Linked DNA regions of Homo sapiens: all the other regions are linked to region 3. A link is an interaction called in ENCODE POLR2A ChIA-PET data of the cell type or tissue named here. Cell type or tissue: OCI-LY7. All regions are shown on one strand.

What was found. Peaks named below come from ENCODE experiments on the same cell type or tissue, not always from the same donor. Only the 100,000 strongest peaks of a DNase experiment are listed, where the experiment ranks them.
Region 1: POLR2A ChIA-PET joins it to region 3 with 17 read pairs; 3 of 35 experiments call an interaction of 5 or more read pairs at or near these places.
Region 2: POLR2A ChIA-PET joins it to region 3 with 12 read pairs; 4 of 35 experiments call an interaction of 5 or more read pairs at or near these places.

The regions. Positions count from the first base shown.
Region 1 is chr12:89,591,078-89,599,077 of GRCh38, forward strand. ATP2B1 (ATPase plasma membrane Ca2+ transporting 1) reads right to left here. Exons shown (of 21, transcript NM_001366521.1): 21 at 1-218. Among named protein-coding and RNA genes, the nearest start is that of POC1B-GALNT4, 69 kb to the left of the region's middle. In OCI-LY7, no CTCF peak of the experiment used is centred here; no DNase peak of the experiment used is centred here.
Region 2 is chr12:89,887,006-89,895,005 of GRCh38, forward strand. No RefSeq gene overlaps it. Among named protein-coding and RNA genes, the nearest start is that of LINC02399, 57 kb to the right of the region's middle. In OCI-LY7, no CTCF peak of the experiment used is centred here; no DNase peak of the experiment used is centred here.
Region 3 is chr12:89,660,667-89,668,666 of GRCh38, forward strand. The region is part of intron 1 of ATP2B1 (ATPase plasma membrane Ca2+ transporting 1); the gene reads right to left. Among named protein-coding and RNA genes, the nearest start is that of ATP2B1, 44 kb to the right of the region's middle. RefSeq lists an enhancer at 1,059-1,108. In OCI-LY7, no CTCF peak of the experiment used is centred here; a DNase peak (open chromatin) is centred at 3,005.

The sequences.
Region 1 (8,000 bases), 70 kb before region 3:
ACAGCATTGTTATTTTTGTTGGGAGAGGGTGGAGGACTGGAGTTACGTTTTGTAGGAGCATCATCTTCGGCATCAGTGTCATCAATAAGGGGGATATGAGGCTCTGAATCTTCTATCCTAAACTCAGGATGTGTCATAAAGTTGTGAATCGAACTTCTTGATTCCGGTTTTTCTAACCCTTCATATAAAGAACTACGAAATGCATTCACCACTCGAATCTGTAAATATCAGAAAATACAGAAATATGTCAGTACACTATTAACAACTTAAAAATGGTTCATTTATGAGTTTGAATCCACAAACAGCTAGGTATGAGTGAATCATATTTGCATGTAATGCAGTGGAACTTGCAATACACTGTAAAAAAATGAATATTTTAGTAAGACACTACAGAACAACAAAACCACATACTCTAAGAATTAAGAGGTAAAGAATTCAAAGTAATATTAAGAAAATCTCATTGTCATTGGCTAAAAATTTAATAGCCATTTTATAGGATTTTTTCCCTAAAAGAACAAATCAAACACAAAACAAAACAAAAACTTAACCATACACAAGCTTAGCTGATTTTTTAAATTAAAAAGAATGTATTTTGAAAACAACTCAAATAAGTTAAACAAAATCAAGCACAAAGGGTTACTATTTATCATGCTAGGAATTAGGGTGTCACCGACCATGAAAAAGCCAAGCAAATATAAGCTGAATGCCACAATGAACTCACATCTACCCCACTACTCCCTTAATTAAAAACAAAAATAAGAACAAAACCCAAATAAATGTCTATAAAATGCCATTAAACAGCTATAAATATTTGAGTATATGCCATTTGTCTATCATTTGTCTATAAAGTTTTAGTGTTTTTCTCTGTAACAGATTAAAACTTAAATCAATTACTACAGTTATCTGGAAAGAATAGATCAAAAACAAAAACAAATCCTCTGGGATTCTTCTGTGAAAAATTTCCCAAGAAGACACAAAGTGTTAAAAGTTTTCTAGTATTTTCACCCCTAAGCAGATAGCTCAACAATTCATCTTCCTCTCAGTCTGCTGTATAAATGAAAAAGATTAGTGGGCAATCAAACTTAAAAACATCAGTGCACACACTGACATTAAGTGCTATTAACTCAAGCGTCATTCAGATTTAGAAAAAAAAGGACAAAATCCAACTAGTTGAGCATTTACTATGTATCAATTCAAATACAGTGTTTGCTTTTGCTTTGATTCTAATAAATCCTGTTTAGTAATAAAGACATCATTTACTCATTGTTAAGAGAAATAAATAACACTTTGACATTCTAGAAAAAAGATGCGGTCACCAAATTCATCTCTTTAGACAGCAATAATGAATAATACATTTCTTCAAATGAACATGTGAATGTGTTTAAAAAAATGTAATGTAGAGTTTAGGGCCATGCACCCACATCTCACCTTCAAGTTGTCTTTCCTTATTTGCCAAGCCCTATTTGTAAGCTGCTTTTAGTCCATATTCACTTAGCCCTTTATATAGAGAGTACAGCATAGTCAACTGAGAAATACAAAAGCAAAATGTCTGGGTGTAAATTCCAGCTCTGCCACTTACTACCTGAGGAACCTCGGTCAAACAGGTTTCTTCAACTATAAAATGGGAAATAGCAATGGTACTTGCCTTACGGGGTTGTTGTGGGAGATTAAATTCGTTAGCACACTACAAACTTAAAACAATGTTAGGTCACAAGTATCGAGGCCAGGGCTTCTCGAACTTTAATGTGCATACAAATTAGTTGGGGATCTTGTTAAAATGCAGATTCTGATTCAGCAGGGGCCTAAAGTCCTGCATTTCTAACAACCTCCAAGGTGATGCTAAAGCTGCTGGTCCATGATCCACACTTGGAGCAGCAAGCATCTATTCTATTAATGTCTTGCAGCTTTACCATCTTTTATAATTCCATTCTATTTGATTGCTTGTACTTCAGTTCCTTAATTTGACTGATGAATAGCAGCAAATATTTTTCAACTTCTTTTATTGCTCTTGTTCCTCTTCCCCTTTACTAAGATGTAAAGTGTTCTACATATGGAATGTAAACAATGTTTGCTAAATATAACGTTATAGTAATTCATTCAGTGTTTTATTGTGAAGTCTTAAAATTCACATTTTATACATGTGAACATTCAGCAAGTATCCTGACTGTCCTAATAACAAACTGTAAAGCTTAAAATGCAAAAAGATAACTTTCTAAAAAAAAATTTGTTGGTATCAGCAGCCCGTAGGCACGGAGGAGAATACAAATTAGAGGATCAGCCAGCAAACTTGATGGGTGATGAGAACTGTTCAAGACAACCCTGAAGATGTTGCTTATTTGATAAGGTTGCTGGTGCTGCTGCTACTGAAGATAGAACAACAGTTAAGCTTTCTGTGTATGTGTGTGTTTTCCATCTGTTTTTCTTTGTAATCAGTCGGTATAAAAGTGAGCAGTGAAGAATCGGGGGGAAATAAATGTACTTTTTAAACATGTTAAATTTGGAAAATATCTAGAGCTCAGAAGAAAAGTGTAAACTTAAGTTAGAGATTTGAGAGTTAGTGAAGCTCTAAGAGGGGCAGAGTGTAAAGGTGAGGGCAACAAGTATATGTGCACACACAATCACACACATACACCGGTGGCAGGCAAAGAAAGATTAAATCCCTTCTTAGCAAAACTTCAATTCTGAGAAGATTTTTCCTATCTGAATTTGTTGAACAATATTAGAGATTTTTTTTTTCTAACCACTTCATAAATAATAAAACTGAGCAACAGAGAGGATGGGTGGCTGACTTGTTAAGGAACTCCTAATTAGTGCTAAAGAGTCTTAAAACCTAGGTTTCTGGGCTCCCAATTCCAGGTTCCTTGGAAGTCAAGAGAAGACAAAAACATACGATCATTTACTTTATCCCTAACTTCACTTGAATAAAACATTCCATAAGATTAAGGTTAATGCTTCCTTTGTCTGACACATCTATTTAAGCCATATGTCTGGTTAGTTTCAGCACGTTACTAGGCCAGTTCAGCAATGCTCGAAAGCAATTCAATTTTCAAAGAACAGTTCTCGAGATACATACAATAAAGCTCAGATTAACCAGGAATCATCGAACCAGAGTTGTTTTACTTTCTACTTATAAAGAACATAAGAAAGCACTCTTGATCTAAGGCATGACACTGAGCTGGCTCACACCTGCTCTGATCTTTATTACTTTCTGTATGTAAAATTCTCACAGTACAGTAACTGTGAGGAAAATAATAATTTTGTGCACAATACTTTAGGTAGGAAGGAAACTATATTAATAATAATTCAATTTAAGTAGAAATATAAGTAAACTTAATTACAGGCTTTTGAAAATCCAAGCCTATTTATTTTATCCAGTTTTAAAATTCAATTCCTATTTATTAACTATTTAAACCTACTCTGTGGAGCATACTTATACCCCTCGAAATTATCAGAATTAAGAAAAATTCAGTAATTCCTGTGTCAAAAATATTCTGTAAAAGTAAACTGTTCAACAGAGAAAAAAAAAAACAAAAATACTGCATGAAGCACATATGGTAAACAAAAAAACTGAAGTGATTATCATAATCATGAATTTTAAGAAACTGAAAATGATTATCAAGGTAAACAATATATGAAATATAACAAATCCAAACAAGATCATGTACCTACAAAACCAATTTTTCTAAATACCATCCTAACTTTTAATAGCAGAAAATAACATTGTTTACTGCCTAAAACATTGTACAGAAGAGAGAGCTCTAAAATACTAATCACAAGCCAATAAATCTTACCTTCTACAACAAATTGCCCACTTCTGAAATTTGTTTTCATTACTACTTTTCTATGTGCACTAACTTAAAGAATTGCAATGGTACAGTAAAAGATACTTTGCAACTAGAAACAAAATTCTAGATTGTTTTCCAAAGTTGGGTACTTGCATATTAAATTTTCTCAAAAGGAGACCCACCTGTGTAATGTTCTTATCTATCTGGAACAGGGGTTGGTAAACTTTTTCTGTGAAGTGCCAGACAGTAAAATATTTTAGGTTTTGTGAATTATACAGTCTGTCATAATTATACAACTCTGCCCTTACAGTGAAAAATCTGCCACAGGTATTACTTAAATGAATGGGCAACGCTGCATTCCAGTAACAACTTATTTCCAAAAATAGACAACAGGCTAGATTTGGCCCATAAGCTGTAGTTTGCTGATCCTTCACCTAGAAAACCAAATTTTCTCTCAATTTCTCATTTCCAGGAATGTGTATTTATTTATTCAGGAAAAAAAAATCTACTAATGGTAAAAACTGGTGTTAGAATGATATACTTTATAAATAGAAAAAAACTACAGAATGTTTTCTCTAGAGACCTGTAAGAGTGAAGATCTGACTAATAAATGAAGGGAAAAAGGTCTCTTCAGAGATGTTTGAGTCTAGCATTTGACAAAGTCTAAATGGATTATTTCTTCTATTTTAGCTAAGCAAGGTCACCCAATAAGGGTTAAATAATTTTGACACCCATAGGTAGTTCTAAAACTATTCCATATTAGGGCAGAAACACAGTGATAAAATGAAATCTTTCATTAAATATATTAACATAGTTCTATATTTTGGCTGATGTTCTGTACCACCTAAGACAATGCTCCACCAACAAGGTTGAAAGACATTTATGGTAACAGCAACATAATTACTGCAACTCTTGGTGTATAATGACAACTGTATTAACGAGATATGATTTACTCCCTGGATAACTCCAAGAACATAGGACACAGAATAAAGAAGTAAACATCTCAAACCTTGATAAAGCAACAACTACAAACTTTCCTTTGCCACTCTCTTAAGTGCACCTTTACTTCCCTGAAGTATCTGCTCCCCTAGCCACATGGGCCCAGAAACTCAGAGGTTTCATATGTAACTGTGCATCAGAAAAAAGAGCCTGGGATGGAAAAAAAGATGCCTGGGTGCAGAGGTGTGTGCATATATGTGTCTGCCTGCCTGTCTTAAAAGTTTATGATTGCTTTGATATTTAATATAAAGCTTGGAACACAATCAGACTGAGAAATATAATAAGTATAGTACACCTAAAGCCATCTGATATCCCTCTAAATGAAAAAAACAATTATTTAAATATTGGTAAATAAAAACGAATAGGATACACATTACCCATGAGATAAACTTGTCGAAAAAGTTTAATATGAAGCTAATCAGTAGCAATCAATCAGACAAATCTGGAATGTAGAACCCTTCATAAGACAATTCACCTGGATTTTTCATAAGTCAATGTCATAAAAAATAAAGGCAGGGAATGAATACAGGTTGGAGACTAGACTCATAACACACATACTGTCAATAATTATTTCTTGGATTAAAAAAGCTATAAAGGAAATTTTGGGGGCAACCAGAGAAATCTGAATACTAACTGTCTGTTAGATAATATGGTATCAATGTTAAATTTCTTGGATAATAAAGTATGATTATATACGGGAATTCTTAGGTACATGCTGAAGTATTTAGGGATAAAACACTGGTATCTGCCATTTTCAAACGGCTCAGAAAAAAGTTTTATTAATATACAGATAAAGTAGTGTCATAAAATATTAAGTGGTAAATCCAGGTGAAAGATTTTCATGTATTAATTTTTCAACTTGTCTGTAGGTTTGAATTTTTCAAATTTAAAATTTTGAGGGAAGGGGGTTTATCAGGATAAAGTCTTAGTTTGGCTCCTTCTTGTGGGGTATAAACAGATACTTACTTTCCATTTCAGCTTCCCTTAGTTTATTACTCTTTCAGTACCAGACTATTATCAATCCCTTAGTTTATTCCTCTTTTAGTACCAGATTATAATCACTGAGGCCTCATTTGGTGAATTCTATCAAGGGTCATCTTGGGAGTCACCTCCTTCAGGCAATTTTTCTTGACTTTCCAGGGTAGGCTAAGGACCCTGTTAAGACAGTTTGTGTTTTACTACCATGTAGAAATTTCCAACTACTTTTTTTTGTCCTTTACTAGGCTGCAGGTTCTGGAGGTTCCAGCATAGTTCTGACACATGGTAGGCCTTCCATAAAGGCTTGTGGAACATTTACCATCTAGGGCTAGGTGGTAAGGAGCACCAGAGAGAGAGGCATAGTTTGAAATCCACAGATACAGGGAGGAAGAGGCATTTTTATTGTATCAGGCCTAAGGCTAGGCAATTTATGGTTACCATTTTATTCAGGTAGGTAATTTTTAAAAAGAAGAGTTCTAGCTGTCCCTCTATGTAAATTTAATATCTTAATGTTAGCGAGTCACTTGGAACACTTTGCTTTACATCATGCGGCCTCTGCTTATTAGTCGTAGAGAAGTTATTTAAACTCTAAGGCAGTTTTCACACCTGTAAAACAGGGACAGTTCTTACTGTGCCTGTTTCACCACATTTTAAAAAATATCAAATGAAAATATACTTAAGTAAATACGGAAAAAACAGGCATTAAGTGGAAAGTCTGCACTGTTTTCTCCCTTAATTCATCCTCTCTGCAGCTTCTCAAGGTTCCTCTAGTCCTTCGCTGGCTGGAGACCAAATGGAAAAGATAGGTCTCTGTCTACTTCAAGGCTAACCTTAGGTAGCTCTGTAAATTTTGGGGTTTACATCTTTAATGCCTCCAATATATTGAGAATGCGCCATGAATTCTCAGTAAGATTTATAGCTTATAAGGCTTTTAGAAAGTTTGCTATTTACTAAAAACCTGAAAGAAAATGTTATTTTAGTCAATTATTGAAAATTACAACATTTATTGGTTCAACGATTAATCAATAGTATACTTTTCCTACTTCTACTGAAACTTAACAGAACATTTCTTATCTATGATGCAATTTTTAACTAAATTGTCTATACAAATGGAAAAAAAAAACACCCCAAACCATAAATACCACAGAAACTTTTTAAATTTACACAGTGATTTCCCCTGAAACCACTGCACAACCAAGCAAAAAAAAAAAAAAAAAAAAAAAATCAAAGCAAGGCAAAGTTCAGGTTAAGAAGGCAAGCAACTGGCTATACATACTGAAAACTTGTCTTCAGGCTACTAACTTACTTTCCAAATTGGACAAAAGTCAAAATGCTAAATTTATTCTTAGCTTTGAAAATGCAATTTCCTGGTTCTGTTAGATGAGTTTCAAATCACATGCTTTTAGGAAACATGCAATATAAACATGTTTAAAGGCATATACTCAAAAATTTATAGTAGTTTCACAAGTTCTAAGCTACAATTTTATTCCCCATATTAACTATCAGAGTTAGCACAGAGACAAGCTCACAGATTGCATCTAATCTTTGGTTGCAATTGTTCCACCTGTTATCTAGCCCTCTAAGAAATAAAACAACAACGACAACACTTTGAGGTCTCAATCCACTTTACGAAAAGAAAGCTTTATGAAAAAGCCTGAACAATGAATTCAAACATTAAGGAGAAAATGAGAAACGTTAGGTGTGTGAAGTAGGAAATGTTAATTTCATGCACTTAGGAACACACACTCACACCCCACAGTAGTAGAAGCAGTAGAAGAGGAAAACACTACATGTGTAGGGGTAGAAATATTTGTTACATCATGATGCTGGCTGGCGATGGAGGGTTGCCGCCTTAGAGCCCCCTGAATGGAACTTCCACTCTGGAAAGCATTCACTACATCCATCTGCAAGGAATCAGAGATTGTGACAGCTTGCTCAGCAAGAGAGAGAGAGAACAAGAGAAAGGACCATTCCATCTATCAACATATAAAAAGAAAAAGGCACTTTTTACACAGCATATAGGCAAGAATAGCATTTTGAGATGAAGTGGGGGATGGGGGAGCTAGGAAAAAAGGAGCTTAGGGGCATATAGACACATTCTTTCATAATCAGTTAAAAGTCTCACTCATTCCAGGCACCAGTATTACTTTTCAAGAGAATACAATTTGTGGGTTGGGAAGGCTAGAGAGGAAGTTTAAGGAGCACACTCGAACCTCCTCCCCAGGTCAAAAAGCCCTG
Region 2 (8,000 bases), 230 kb after region 3:
GACATAAAAGTGAGTGAGAGAAAAGATCCTTTTGGAAAACAAACCTTGATTAAATAAGCAAATAATATTAATGTTTTATACAAGATAGGATGAGATTCAAATTTCTTGTTTTTTTTTTTTTTTTTTTTTGGTAATGGCTATGTCTTTCTATAGTTTGATGCTTGTTTCATCCTTTCCTTTTCTTTCTTCACATGCTATCTTGTCTTATATCCTTAAAATTGGTGAAAGATCTTCTGAACACTTTTCATTCTGACTTCTGGATAAGATTTCTTTAGAGTGATCTATTTTTTAAAGGTCAGATAAGTTACAATATTATTAAAATGCCTTTTGATTTCCAGTGATGATTCATTCTGATTTGAAAATCTTTCTCAACTTTAACTCAGGGGTAGACTAAATGAACAATTATTGTATAAAGGAAAATGTATAGATTTTAATCATCTGCCAAAGAAAATTTGGGAGTTAAGGATAAAAGCAGAACTGGAAACAAGGGGCAGAGGAAGGGGATAATTAAAACCATGCTGATTAAATTCAGTATATTGAAATATTTTAACAAAATGAGAATGATCATTCATGTCCTGAGGGAAAATTGCCATTCCATTCTAGATGAAATTCCTATTTTTGAGAAGTGCAAATTTGCTAAAGTAGTACATTCATCCAAAATTAGCTTGTAAAATGCTTGCAATAAGCAACGTCTCCAGCTCATGGTCAAATGGCATTTTGTACGAATATTCAGTAATAAGATATCTTACATAGGTTAAAGTACAATTATGAAAATGTCTTCTATTTCTTCAGGATTTCATTACCATGTTTTGCAAATTTAATATCATATCTGAGCTGATATGAGCCAAAAAATAATATATTTTTGTGCCTGGCAAGGATACTCAGCTTCTGTACTTGAGAACCAAAGGAGGTTGTCCTCAAAAATATGTGAGATTTTTTCATGGGGTGAAACACTGCTGATGCCGTGATTGATTACCAGCCACATAACTTAGCAAGTCAAATGAGAACTTTTTATTAAATACCTATGGTGTGCAAAACTCCAAATGGTAATAATTAAATTACATGATATTGGTTTAACAAAGAAGAAAATTGAAAAAAAAAGCTAGTACAGTGGGTGACACACAGTAAGAACTAAATAAATATTAGTTTTCTTCCTGACTTTTAATGGGGGAAGGAGATTGAGATAAAGAGAAGTAGAAAGAAGTTCAATATTCAAGAGAAGACCTGCTGGTTTATGTGTTCTCAATGTCAAGAATGGAGGAGCACTGACCTGTCTCCTTTCTTCCAGATCCATTGGTAAATCAAGATGCAAGTTTACGAAATGACCAGTCTGGCTTCGGGGTATGGTAAATGCAAACCTTGAGTTCTTTCATGGGAACTGAGTTCATCATCTTGTTCTCTCTAGTCCTAGATATATATTATAATATATTATATATTTATACTTATATATGTAAGTATATATTATAATATATATTTATATCTATATTTATACTTATATATATAAGTATACGTATTATAATATGTTACATATAGGACTAGAGAGAAAAAATTCATATATATATGTATATATATATATATGATTATATATATGATGAGAGAGAGTCTCACTCTATTGCCCAGGCTGGAGTGCAGTGGCACAAACATGAATTACAGCAGCCTTGAACTCCTGGGCTCAAACAATCCTCCTACCTCAGCCTCCTAATTAATTAGTACTACAGTCATGCACCACCTTGCCCAGCTATTTAAAAAAAATTTTTTTTTTGTAGAGATGGAGGTCTCGCTATGTTGCCCAAGTGATCCTCCTGCCTTGACCTCTCAAAATGCTGGGATTGTCAACATGAGCCAACCACCATGCCCAACCTCTAGTCCTGTGTTTTAATAGAGCTGGAACACAATGCAAATGAGTATCGATTTAAAAATTTTTAAATTTAACCCTTTGGTAGGCAGAACCACTGTAGTCCTCTCCCTCCTAACAATTATACCTAGGTGGCCCACTATGCTTTCATTTGGCAGAATCTGTTGGAGTATTATTTGGGCTGTTTTTACATTTATAGAGTTCAAGGTAAATCCCAAGCAGGGTTATAAATCACAGGAATTTTCAAGCCTACATGACCCTTGATTTTTAAATAGCCTCAAGATTCCCTAGGCCCCCTCGAAGTTAGATTCCAATATGGGTAATTTGAGAAATTCTCACTCTGTTCCTGCCTTGAAGAAAATTCAAAAGCAGTGAGTCAGCTTCTTGGGTCTCTTTTGGGATTGAGTCAACCAAGGGAAGGTACTTCATACGCAATGAGATGACTGCCTCAACAATAAAATCTTTGATTTGTTTTTCTTCCATATATATGGATAGATATATTTGGATAGCGTGATGGATCGTGAAGAGGTGGAGTCTTTTTCCCTTCCCTTGATACTGTGACATATTTTGGCAACAGCATGTAGTAGAAGTGATGTTGTGTAATGTTAACTCTTGGAACCCTGTGTGAATCTCAAGTAACATGGAAAGTCCGCTGGAAGGAGAATGGAGGTGTTTCAGTCAACATTACCAGCTGAACTTCCAACAACATGTGTGTGCCATCTTGGATTCTAGCTCAGTCTGGCCTCTGGAGGAGTGGCCAGGCTGATTCTGTTGCTAGCCCTAGCCAAGAGGACATGAAGCAGAAGAACTGCCTCGCTAAGCCTAGTTAACCCACATATCTTTACAGACAAAACAATCATTGTGGGTTTTCTATGCTACTAAGTTTTAGAGTGGCTTGTTACACTGATCAAAACACATAGAGACATTAACACTCTCTTAAAGTTTGCTTTGAGCCCAGTGGCACTTATTTGTAAAATGTCTGGCTTGGGGATATCTGTGCTTTTGAAACCTCTTTTCTCTAAATGTAATTATTTTGAGTGTATAAAAATAAAAGTTGGGGCTGTGGCAGCAAAAGCACCACACTTAAATCACTGGAGAAGAGGTGAAGTCAAATGTTGTGAAGACTGTGATTGGTATTGGGGAAGAGGGGTGTATATTTGTGGGAAAAGGTGGCATCAATACTATCTGGTCACTGTAACATGCCAGTACCCCCTAGGGGAAGCTCTTGGACTTCAAAATTCTGCCGAGATTTTTTGAGTTGCATGAGTAAGCCTTCATTCTTTTATTATTTTCATATTGAATTAGAAGCTTTTTTACATAAATATAATTTTCTTCAGCATCTGTTGATTTTTTTGGACCATGAAATTTAGCAGAAAATTAAAAGCATGAAGATTTACATAGCATAATGCTGAGTTATGCAAGTTTGAAATAAAACTTTATCTAATTCTGTCACAAAAATCTGTTTTTTAGAAGCATAAGGCCTGACAAGCTCTCATTACTCACATCCATATTTGTGAATGCCACCTCACTCTCCTCTCAAGATGATTCTGTTGCTCACCAGTTTGATGGGCCAGTAGAAAATGCATTTGCCAATAGCCTGGGTCAGGTGCCAGTTGCTTTTGGGTTCCTTTGACTGCCACGTCCCTTCTGGAGACGAAACATTGCTAAGGAATTAGCAGGAGTCAGGATAGAGTCAAGGTCAGGAGATAACAGACATAGCCTCAACCCTGGTGAAAATTAGCAGAGTTAACCTTGGGAGGCAGGCATTAGGTAAAAGGTCAATAATATGACTAGAACCATTCAGGCTGGTGTTGAATTTTATGGGTCCTCAGTTCTCTGTTTATTTTATGGCAGAGTAGTTATCAGGTTCCAAGAGAAGAAACTGGTTGGAAAGCTGGTAAGGTTGTTGTTTAGCTCCAAAGAAGGAAGGGTAAAAGGCCAGATCTCCAGGGTACTGTCATTTGGTGTAGGGCATTAAGCCAAGAGTTCTGGTGCTAAAGTATTAGGTAAAGAAAGGACAGGTAATAAAGGGAAGTGTTAAGTGTCAGTTCAAGGGAAGCAGGCAGAGAGCAAGAATGTAATTTGCATAAAGGGATGGCTACAGAAAGACTGATAGGTCAGGTTTGGGAAGGGAACCTTGGAAAGATTCTTGGGGGCAAACTGGTACAAGTGGTGGGAGAATTTTAAATGTGTGTATGTGTTTTTCAATAAAACCTGTGGAAAAAAGAGGAAGCACTAATAAGTACCAGAAAGATCACTGGATTAAGAATCGAGAGGCCATAGCAAAGACTTGGAACCAACCCAAATGTCCAACAATGATAGACTGGATTAAGAAAATGTGGCACATATACACCATGGAATACTATGCAGCCATAAAAAATGATGAGTTCATGTCCTTTGTAGGGACATGGATGAAGCTGGAAACCATCATTCTCAGCAAACTATTGCAAGGACAAAAAACCAAACACCGCCTGTTCTCACTCATAGGTGGGAATTGAACAATGAGAACACATGGACACAGGAAGGGGAACATCACACACCGGGGCCTGTTGTGGGGTGAGGGAGGGGGGAGGGATAGCATTTGGAGATATACCTAATGTTAAATGACAAGTTACTGGGTGCAGCACACCAACATGGCACATGTATACATATGTAACTAACCTGCACGTTGTGCACATGTACCCTAGAACTTAAAGCATAAAAAAAAAAAAAAGAATTGAGAGGCCAACAATGCAGACCTAGATTAGAGGCTAGCTAGCCAAGTGACCTTTAGTGAGTCATTTTATGCCAAGAAATCAATAGCAAAATGAAAGGACTGATTGTACCAACAATTGATTTTAGGTGTCCACTTTCTGCTAGAATATGTGCTGTGTGCCACAAAGGGGAGCCTTTGGGACAACTGGCCTATAAATTATGTATTCAAATTCTAAACAGAATCCCATCCTTGTTATTATTGGAGTTTTTCTGTATCTGAAATTTAATCTATTTGTGACTCTGTATACTTCTTTTATTTTCGTCTTGAACTTATAAGTCAGAGTTTATTTTCATGGCTGGATGGACTGTTGACTTCTAGTCTATAAGAAACCATTAGAAAATCAGATGTCTGTGGTTACTGACATTAGAAATATGGAAGCAACTCTTGTTCTCACTCTGGACCCAGATTATTGGGTGTGGGGAAGAGCTTGGGCATAGTGTCCTTGAACCATCCTTTATGAACCAAAATAAGGTAGGGCTTCATGAGTGTGGGCAGGAAATGAGGGTTTACTACTGGGGGTTCAGAGAGTATGAACTTCAACTCTGTTTCTTGATGCTCAGAGAGAAGGGATTTCTTTGAGGGCAAAAGACTATTGATCTTTTGCTAAAAGGCACAAATGTCTGCAGGGCAGAGGCCATGCTATGTTAGAGTTCCTTAGTAGCTCCTTTAAATGTGCAGGGAAGAGAGGACAATTGTTTTATATAGACTAAAAAGTATATTGCCCTACAAAAGTTATAGTATAAATCTTTGAAGTTATTTGTCCTCTGAGGGGCCAAAAGTATTCTGCTTTTCCCTCTCAAATGCTGCATAAGAGTATTCTGGGATGTGTATAATAAACAAAAATAGTAGAGTCCAGTTTCTTCTTCTCATCCATGGAGAGGATAAGAAAGTTGGCCCTAGGCACAGATAAAATTTTGCTTTTATAGTTAACAAATATACCATCAGTCTTAGCAACATATGATTCTGATTAGGTTACTTAGAATCATCCTAACATCACCACCATTGTTGCAATTCCAGTAAAGTTACTTACTTCACACCAGACCTTGTGCCTAGTACCAACATACTGTAACTCATTGAATGACCCCAGGAATGCTATAAGGTTGGTATGATAGCCCTTATTTCATAGATGAAGATTCTTCAAGTTACTGGATAAATGCAAAATATTTAACACTCAGTCCCACAAGGTCAGTGGCTGATCTGAAGTGGTGCACAGATACTCTAGTGTTAACATGTTGAAAAATTTAGCCCTCATATTCTCCTGTACTCTTTTCTTGGTTAAAACCAATTCTTTCCTCAAGTCTGTTTAAATGTTACTTCTTCAAAGAGGTATCCTAAAGGGCTGGGCTGGAGATCCCTCTGCTCTGCCCTCATAACACTGTCTCTGAGTAAAGCCAAGCACCCCTATAATAACTTATATATTTAGAGTCTGCATCCTCACCAGAGCAATAGTCTTTTAATCAGGCCTCTCATCCTATATCTCCTTGCAAAAGGGGTGAACAGATTTATTTGGCCATGGATGGGGGCATCTATCAACTATCTGCAAGTTTAGACAAGTTTAGCTAAATTTTGCGTTGTCATTATATATAGTTACAATGTAAAAATATATATATTCTCAATTATGTTGGCACTAAATCATGGCCCTTTAATTGTCATGGGTTAATAAGACTGGAACAGAGGTGAACACAAGTAAATAGTGTATATGTGTCAAGTGAAAATGTTATGTCACATTGTGCCACATAAATGAAGATTTATAGATTTATAGATATATTAAAAAGATGTGCTGGTGATAGCACAATTTGTTAGGGCAATGGAGTATGTTGTGAGTTAATACTGTTTTCAACAAAATATCATCTATTATACTTAATTAATGAGGCTAATTTGAGTTTTACTGGTGTTGAAATTGTGTATTTGTTTTATAATTCTGATACCTTTTTATAACTGTTGATATGGTTAGGCTTTGTGTCCCTGCCCAAATATCAAGTTGAATTATAATCCCCATAATCCATGCATGTCAAGGGAGAGACCAGGTGGAGGTAATTGGATCATGGAGGCGGTTTCCCCCATGCTGTTCTCAGGATAGTGAGTGAGTTCTCACGGGATCTGATGGTTTCATAAGTGGCTCTTCTCCCTTTGCTCAGCACTTCTATCTTCCTGCCACCCTGTGAAGAAGGTGCCTTGTTTCCCCTTTGCCTTCTGCTATGATTGTAAGTTTCTTGAGGCCTCCCCAGTCATGCTGAACTGTGAGTCAATTAAATCTCTTTCCTCTATAAATTACCCAGTCTCAGGCAGTTCTTTATAGCAGTGTGAAACCAGACTAACACAACCATATAAGAGCTGGATATATAATGTATTAATATTTAGTTGTATGCTAATATATTTTTATTTATCATTGTAACACAATTAATTTAGGTTAGCACTAGTTCTCTGGGAGAACTTGTTTTTTGTCCATACGAATGAGACTTACATTCTGCAAGTCTGAGCAACACTAGATGAGACAGTAATGTCCATGAAGACAGGACTTGTGTTTCTCTTGTTCACAGCTGTATCTCTACAGCTAGTAGACTGCCCACTGCCCAGCACATTCTATGATCTCAATAAATACTCAGTGAATAAATGGGAGACTAAATATTTCATCTTCTTACTGAACTCTTTCTTTTCCTAATTTGTTTTCCTATATGAATTCCATTCTCTAGGCTTCACAGTGAATCAATATTGGCCTATCTGACCTTTTTTTTTCCTTCCTGCTTACTTAATGCCATGCCCTGCATTTCATCTGTTTCTGACAGCACCCTTGGTAATTCCCAGTTTGCTATCAGTCTTTCTGGGCCAGTCTTGCAGAACTCCTAGCAAAAAATAGACATATTGCTTTATAAAATGAGTCATCTTCAGTCTCTTTTTCATACCAAACATTTTTAGAGTATTTTGTAATATGATTCAATTTTTCAAAAATTTCCAGCAACTTTCAGGAGCACACCTTAGTGTGAACATGCTTAGGACATTACAGCTGATGAAAACAGGATGTAATAACACAAGAGATTTCTTTGACACCAAGTCATTTAAACCCCAACATAAGAGATGAAACAAAATAGCCTCACTTTTAAATGTATTAATATTGAGATACATTCTCCAAATATTTTACTAGGTAACAAAATGTTAGGAGAGACATATAATAAAAGCTAGGCAATGTTTTCAAACGAAAAATGTTCTCTCCTTTACTAAGCTGCTAAAATAATCTGCACTGATATAATCACTTGTGTCTCTATAGAGATAAAAGGATGTAGAGATAAAGTCACTGAACTTGCATTAAATATTGCAAGTGTGTCACTTATTCTAGACAATTTCTTTGGGTCTCTAATTTCACAGGGTTGTTGGAAGGTTTTTTTTTTCAGC
Region 3 (8,000 bases):
ACATCTTATTAAATGTGTAAATACATGTAAACCCTTTGAACTTACCTTGACACACAGTAAATGACAAATACATTTTAGCTATTTTTACTGTTCTTTAAGAATATTTGCAGATCCATTCTGCAGAGAATAGCCTTCTCCCACCCCAGATGAGGAAGACCTCAAACCATTTCAGATATGGAAGGTTTAATAAGATTTTTAAAACAAGAGGAAAAGAGAATCAGTATATGATTTGATATACTGAAATAATTTAAATGTTAAGTCAAATTTTGATTAGTTTTAATACATGTCTCAGAAAATTTTTAAATCCAAAACTAGTATTTACAAAGGGTCTTAATCCATGACTGGTTCTATATGAGCACAAATTATTGATTTAGGGTTTAAAAAAAAATCTTCTAAAGATAAAGACACTTTATTTTCATTCATTTAATGAGAATACAAAGTTTTAAGTTTCAAATTTTTAGTTCTTTGGTGTTTAGAAGTCAATGTGTACCATCTCATAAATTAATATCAACTTTGACATAACTGTACACAATTAGAGCTTATTCCCCGGACCCAAATATACTAATATGATACCTTAATCAGAGTAATTACTGATTTTTTGGAGTGATTAAGCAAGTATTACTTTTTATAAAAGTTACTAAATCAAAATAAAACACTATTTTAAAAAGACTTTTCTGTTAAATCATGGTTACAAAGCAAAGAATTCTAGAATTTAACAGCTAAAGGGATGTTGGAGATCAAATCCAATAGTTCATTTTATGGCCATTAAAACCAAACACTCATAATTGTCTACTTCCAAAATGGATAAAGATACTTATAAAATAAAGCAAGTATTAAATACTCACAAAATCATTAAAAATGAGAGTAAATAGCTGAAATTTAAATCGCAGGATAAACAATATCCAAGTTTTAAGGAGGCTACTACCATCAGGGAAATAACTGGCACTGTACTTCGAAACTGGTACTGACACCCTGACCATTAGATGCACCATTTGACTAACAAAGAACTAAAAAATAATTTTTGACTACGGGCTTTCAAAAAAGAACTCAAGAGATCTCCATTTTCATTGTGTGTTTTTTTCTTTGTGTGTGTTTTTTTCTGTAACACAAAATCAATTCCACTTCCTTTGCACACAGACATAGTTACACCAAGAGCGAGAGCTAGCCTACATAGCTGTTTCTCACTGTGGTTGCTATTGGCATTTTATTGACAGTGACAGCTACCTCGTGAGTTTAAAAATCCAGCCCTACCCCACCCAGTCCTCTTAGATATCAGCAGTGATTCTCAATCAGTGTGGACAAGCTGAAACTTAGCACTGCAAATGTCCTATAGAAGGTTTGGATAGTATACCACATAATTGAGCCTAAATTTATGGCCCATTACACTGAAAAGTTATTTAAAGGCAACAAACCATGCTTTATCCATCTTTGATCTCCATATCTTATCAAGAGAGACTATGATCTTTCTTTCTTTTTTTTTTTTTTTAACACGAGACTGGAGTTTTATTATTACTCAGTCTTCCAAAAAGACTATGATCTTTCAACCTTCTTACATAGTCACTTTCTGCAGAAAGACAATAACCTTTTACCCGATTCACACCCTAAAAATCTGAAGTCCTTCAACCATGATAATTTACTGTAAACTTAAATATAAGTGCTTGCATGTAATATCTCACTCTCATAGTGAAAAGAGCAGATGGTCTATTATTATACATATCAAACAGATACTACAAGATTAAGAATGGTAAAGAGTTTATTCTACAAAGTTTTGGTACATTCAAATTATTTCATTAAAATGCTTTAAAGAAATCAAGGAATGACTCAAATTTAAATTTACTCAAGTCACATTTTTCACTTCTTAAGGGGCTTAAAGAAAACATACACACTCACATAAAAGATCATTAAACCTATACTGCTTGTTTAGAAAAGTAATTTATATTAGATGAGTAAAGAATAACATATAAACAAGAGTAAATTCACCAAAGGATTTTAGTTTTATAGAGCTGATAAAGCAGAAAATAAGCATTATCTAAAATGCCTGATTTATTAGTCTCAAAGGATTCCTAAATACCATCCCTGTGTCTGTGTTGACTAAAATTAGTCCTACTCCCCTAAGTAACTTACTTATCTAGTAGACTCTTCCAGAGGCAGAGACTAAGTACAGTACTTTAAAGGGCAAGTTACAGCTGCTGTCAGTTATAAACTTGGCATGAACACTTTAGCAAATCTCTCAGGGTGGGAAACAACTAGATTAGAATAAGGAAGGCATTAATTTGTTCTTCTATTATAGCCTTTATCACACAGCTGCAATGATTTGTTTACCTCTCTGTCCTTCCCAGTGAACTGTAACTCATGGGAGAATCTGTGCCATTCATTTTTAACCCCAGCACTGTCTGGAACATAGTAGGTACTCTTGAACCATAAGCTAAAATAAATTTGAAAAACAGATTTTACAATGGAAGCAACCACAATTTAAATAGCAGAGCTAAACAAAACTTCCTAACACTGTTTAAAAGAATATGTTAGGTGTTAGATGAGTTAAGAGAAAGTCACAGCTTTCAAGGAGTTTTCAAACCATCTTGGTATGCCAGATATATTATAGCTTTCCTTTAAATCCTTTTAGACAACAGAATAAGTTAAAGGATATTTCAGATTTTAAAAGGAATTACACGCCTGCTACATGGCAAAGTTTTTTAACCAGGGTCTTAGATTCTTGAGGGTATGCAAAGAAATAATACTGAATTATAATATTTCATACAGCCTGAAAGAAACAATACATTTATTTGAAAAATAATTTGTTAGGGTTACCCATGCTAAATAAAAATCTGCCAAATCAACATGGTAATAAAGTTGGCAAGGTCTAAATAATAATGAATACAATCTTACCCAGTAAATACCATTTGGTAAAAAAAACACTTAACTCCACATCTAACTAACATCTGCTCCAAAATTTGCTGTTTCTACACTATCTCCCACTCATAAATCAACCCATGACAATCTAGCTTCCTCTTTTATGCTGCGTTGAAACTACTCTTCCAGGTGACCATTGATCCTGTTCTTAAATCTAATGGACACATTTAGCCCTAATCTAACCTACTAGCAACCTTTGCTACTGTTAACCACTCCCTATTGAAATGTTCTTCTGCCTTCATTTCTCTGATGTCTGACTCTTATTCTCACTACACTGTCATCTCTAGCTGCTTGTTTTCACTTTCCACTGTCCTTTTTTTCGAAGAAGTCAAAGCAGTCAGTAGGGAGGGGCTGGATGGCACAGCAGCCTTTATAATTGCTTTCATCTGTTTTTAGTCAGAGTAAACGAGATTCGTTTATTGATAATAATAAAAATTTATTTGCATGTGCATTTACAGGGCCTATTTATTTTGTTTCTCTCATATTTCAGAATTCCACAATTCAATTAAAATGATGAAACCACAATGTAACAGTCTGGCTCAGTGAAAGTGTAAAAAAGAAAAAACCACCCAGGTTTTCTTATCCTAAAGGCCCAAGCACAGCTCCTGTTTCCCACACCCTTTAGTCTATAAAGAAATATGCCAGCCCAAAGCAGAATAGGTGACTCACCTCCCTCCCTGGGGCTGTTAGATAACTATTTTGGCTTTTGATAGCTGTCATTTTCAGTACAGATTATTCATTCATGCCAACAAAGTACTTAATTAAGCAGAGTATATGATAAAATTTTAATGTGAATGATCTCAAACACAGGTATCTTGAACTATAGAAATTTTTGGTCTACGGTCAAGTCAGTTGGTATCATCTTATCCCAAACATTTATGATAGCTGTCTCTTGGGAGGTTGGTCTAATTTTGCAAGGTTATACTTACAAAACCAAAAACAATCCCTCTGAATTTACCAAAACCAGAACAAACTTAAAAGTTAACACACTACAGATTAGTGGTTCTTAAACTTCAGCATGCATCAGAATCACCTCAATCACCTGTGAAAACACAGATTCCTGAGCCTCACTCAGTTGATCGAACACTTCATGAGACTGTCTAACAACTTCTCAGATAACAGTGATGCCAATGCTACTGGTCTGGAGAGCCACTACTGACAGAAAGTGTAGCCTCAACCTTGACTAGGGAACAAACTGCTGGATTGTCACCTTGATCCAAAAGTTTCCTCAAACAAATATAAGCAAATTACTTATGGTTCTTTATTATGCTATTCTTTTTTTTTTTTTTTGAGACAGTGTCTCGCTCTGTTGCCAGGCTGGAGTGCAGTGCACTCAGCTCACTGCAACCTCCGCCTCCTGGGTTCAAGCGATTCTCATGCCTCAGCTGGGATTACAGGCATGCACCACCATATCCAGCTAATTTTTGTATTTTTAGTAGAGATGGGGTTTCACCATGTTGGTCAGGATAGTCTCGATCTCCTGACTCCGTGATCTGCCCGCCTCGGCCTCCCAAAGTGCTGGGAGTACAGGCGTGAGCCACCACACCCGGCCTATTATGCTATTCTTGATGTGCATGGATAACTGAAAGCAGACTACTTTCTAAAAATATTACTTGAGTTGATTTTTTTGTGTGTTTTGATTTTTAGTACCAAGTATACTAATATTTTTCCATTTAAGCCTTATAATACACAAATATACATAAACACTGCAAATAATTTCTTTTATTCAAAAAATGTGGAGACTCATATTGATACATTCTGAACATATGTTAAATTACTTTAAACACCTAAAAAAATTAAATTTTTAAAAGTTTAACAGAGAATCTTAGGTACCTACTTTCTTTTGCTCTCCCAGAAAATAAACTACTTTGTTTTCTCCTATTCTATTGTTCTATTTAGGCATTTTAGAAACCTTTCATCTTTACAGTAAGTTTCCTAGTAAAATAAGCTTTTGAAAAGCTCAAAAAATAAAGTTAATTTTATATAATCCTGTGCAGTTTACCAAATATAAGAACATACTATATCTCCAGTTAAATATGAGAACCAAATGTTCTATCATTTTCCAGTCTCACTGGTGTTGAAATTTTCAGCTATAGTCAAAGAAGAGATTTCTAAATTAAAACTGTGTTTTTCCTTCTGTTCAGGAGCTAGAAGGCAACATGAACACTTGAATGTCACACCAGCTGCTCTGTCGGCCTACTCAGTTCTTAAGAGCTTCTATCCTGTCAATTCACAAGAACCTACACTTACATGCTTAAGGAAACAGGATGCTCATTATGTCACTGAAAAGAGCTCACAAAAATAAAGTTGGCAATATTGAGGGAGGCATAACTCTTATCTGTAAATTTAACATGAGCTTTCTGTTTTCTTAATTAAAAACTCTAGATTTCAATAAGATTTATTACAGTTCTTCACCAACTGAATAGAGAACTAAGGGAAGAAGGCACTTTCCCATTTCTTTATCTCGTTCTATTTATATAGTTTCATAGTTGATGATCTTTTGCAATTTCCAGCTGTGATTATTAAAGAACAGTTCAGTAAATCAATACTCACTTCTGCAAAACATTTAAATAATCTGGTTGGAAAATAAGGTAAATTCTATTTTAAGAGGATATCAGACAAGAATTTATTTATGGTTAACTCACCAAAGTGCAAAGAATATGGGCAACAGGGATGTGTTGAACTGTAGCCCACTCCATCACAACATGTTGGTGATCCTTCAAACTCTCTGGTTTCACACACTCTTGACCTTCATTCTAAGACTTTGATCTGTATTCTCTACCTGCTATTCAAGCGGAGGGCCACAAGGTAAACTTATCATCCCTTGGAATTGTTCTATTTTCAAAATTTGCTCTCCAGTGAACAACTTATCTCACTTTATTTCTCTTCACTTCTACTGAGTCTTGTGTAAACATTCTGACCTTCAAGTTCAAAGGTAGTCAAGATCCTTTCTGATCAACACTTGCCTCCCTAAAAATGCTTACTTCTCAATGGTCAGCGACTCCAGTTTTGCTCTTATGTCTCACTTGCTCTTTATCCTCCTACCACCCATCTGGTTAATTAGCTACCCCTGAATAGACATACCATCTGGCTGAGCAATGTTGGTAAAAGTTTAAAAACTGAGTTCTTAGTTCCATCAGAATTTTTTCTCAGTCATATATGATCCACGGACATATCTCTAACTTCCTGTCATGTTCCTCTTTCAATTCCAAGACCTTCTTAAATTACTCCAGCTCTTTCCAGGGTCCTCAAGTCTGCTCCAAGACCTTGCTTCCTTGATTGCCACTGCAAGCTACCACCACTTCCATCCCCTTTCTCTTGGTTTCCTCAGACTAGCCAATATTCAGATACATTCTACTACATAAAAGACCATTTTTCTCCACCCACCTCCCTGCCACAAAAAACAAACAAACAAAAACAAAAAAAACAAAAAACATGTCTCTCCTGGATTTTGATAACCCATCAGGCTATTCTTTTTCTCCCCCTCCTTTTATCCCACTTTTTAAAAAGATCTATTCACAATGCTTCCTCCTAATGGCCCACTCTCACCTTGACCCTGACAAACTGAATCCATTCTTCTGTCCACACACTACTAAGATGGCTCTCTATGAAGAGCCATCTTCTATTAATGCTTCTATTAGCCATCATCTATTAATGATCTCAGGCTTTTTATCAGTCCTCATCCTCCTCTTAATTCTGTGTCACTTGACAGTACTGTTCCCTCCTGTCCATTGTATCACTTACTTATTCTCACAGGTCTCTAACCCATCCTCCTCTGCTCACATTTACCCCCTTTTAAAATCTTTACCACATCTTAAATGAGGGTATTACCCAGGGATCTATCCACAGGCCTCTTGGCAACTCATACCATATTATGGCCTACATCTACCACCTTAATCAAGTGCCAGGCCATGTTCTGTTAACAGACATTTCTATCTGAGTATCTTGCTGTACTTCAAATGCAGTCACCAATATTAAACTTATCACTGTCCCCCAACACCTGTTGTTGTTCTCCAAAGTTCTTACCAGTCCCAAAGGTATCTGAGTAAACTCTATGTCCAAGGCTCTGTCTTCAAGGAGTTTACAGTCTAAATGAGGGAGAAAGACAAGCATACTAGAAAGTAAAATTAAGTGTTGTACACTGCTAAAAGAAATCACAGATGATACAAACAAATGGAAAAACATTCCATGCTCATGGATTGGAAGAATCAGGATCGTTAAAATGGCCATACTGCTGAAAGCAATCTACAGATTCGGTGCTATTCCTATCAAACTACCAACACCATTTTTCACAGAATTAGAAAAAATCATTCTAAAATTCATATGGAACCAAAAAAGAATCTGAATAGCCAAAACAAGCAAACAATTAAGTGCTACAGAGAACATCACAAAAGATACAATGAACACAAAGTGTTAGCCAGGTACGTGACTTCAAGAAGAGCTTCACTGTCTAGGATACACCTAAATTGAGGCAGAGTAGTGCACAGCTGGGGAAGGGGCTAAAAACTGCAGTGTGAATGATAGTTTAATATAGCTGAACACAGGAAAACAAGAAGGCAACACAGAAAAAAGCTGCTACCGTGATAAAAACACATTACCTATTTGTACCTCCGGAGGTTTTCTTAAAATTTCATCTTCTCAAATACAACTTAAGCTTCCTGAGGGCAGAGCAGTAGCCACAACTCATGTTCTTTTATAGCCCCTACAGAGGCTAACAGATTGCTTCACTGTTTATTAGAATAAAATTTACATTGCAAAAGATTAATGCTATTAAAATCCTCAAGCTCTCCTAACAGAAAACTAAAATAAGATAACCAGCACACACATAAAAAAGAAATGTAACCAAAACTGTGGGTTATTTTTGGACTGAGGGAGAAAAAACATACAGTTTTCAAAAGCTCCTGACTTCCTAATTCTTTCTGGTAACTTTTTAATATAGGCAATTGAAATTATTTTATAAGCCTAAAGAGAGATTTGCACCATCTTTTGAGAAGATGCTTCCATTCTTACCAACTGCAAAAGGTAAAATGAATGAACCAGGGAGATAATAAGGAGGGATTACTTTCAAGATGGTGATGGAAGCTGCACAG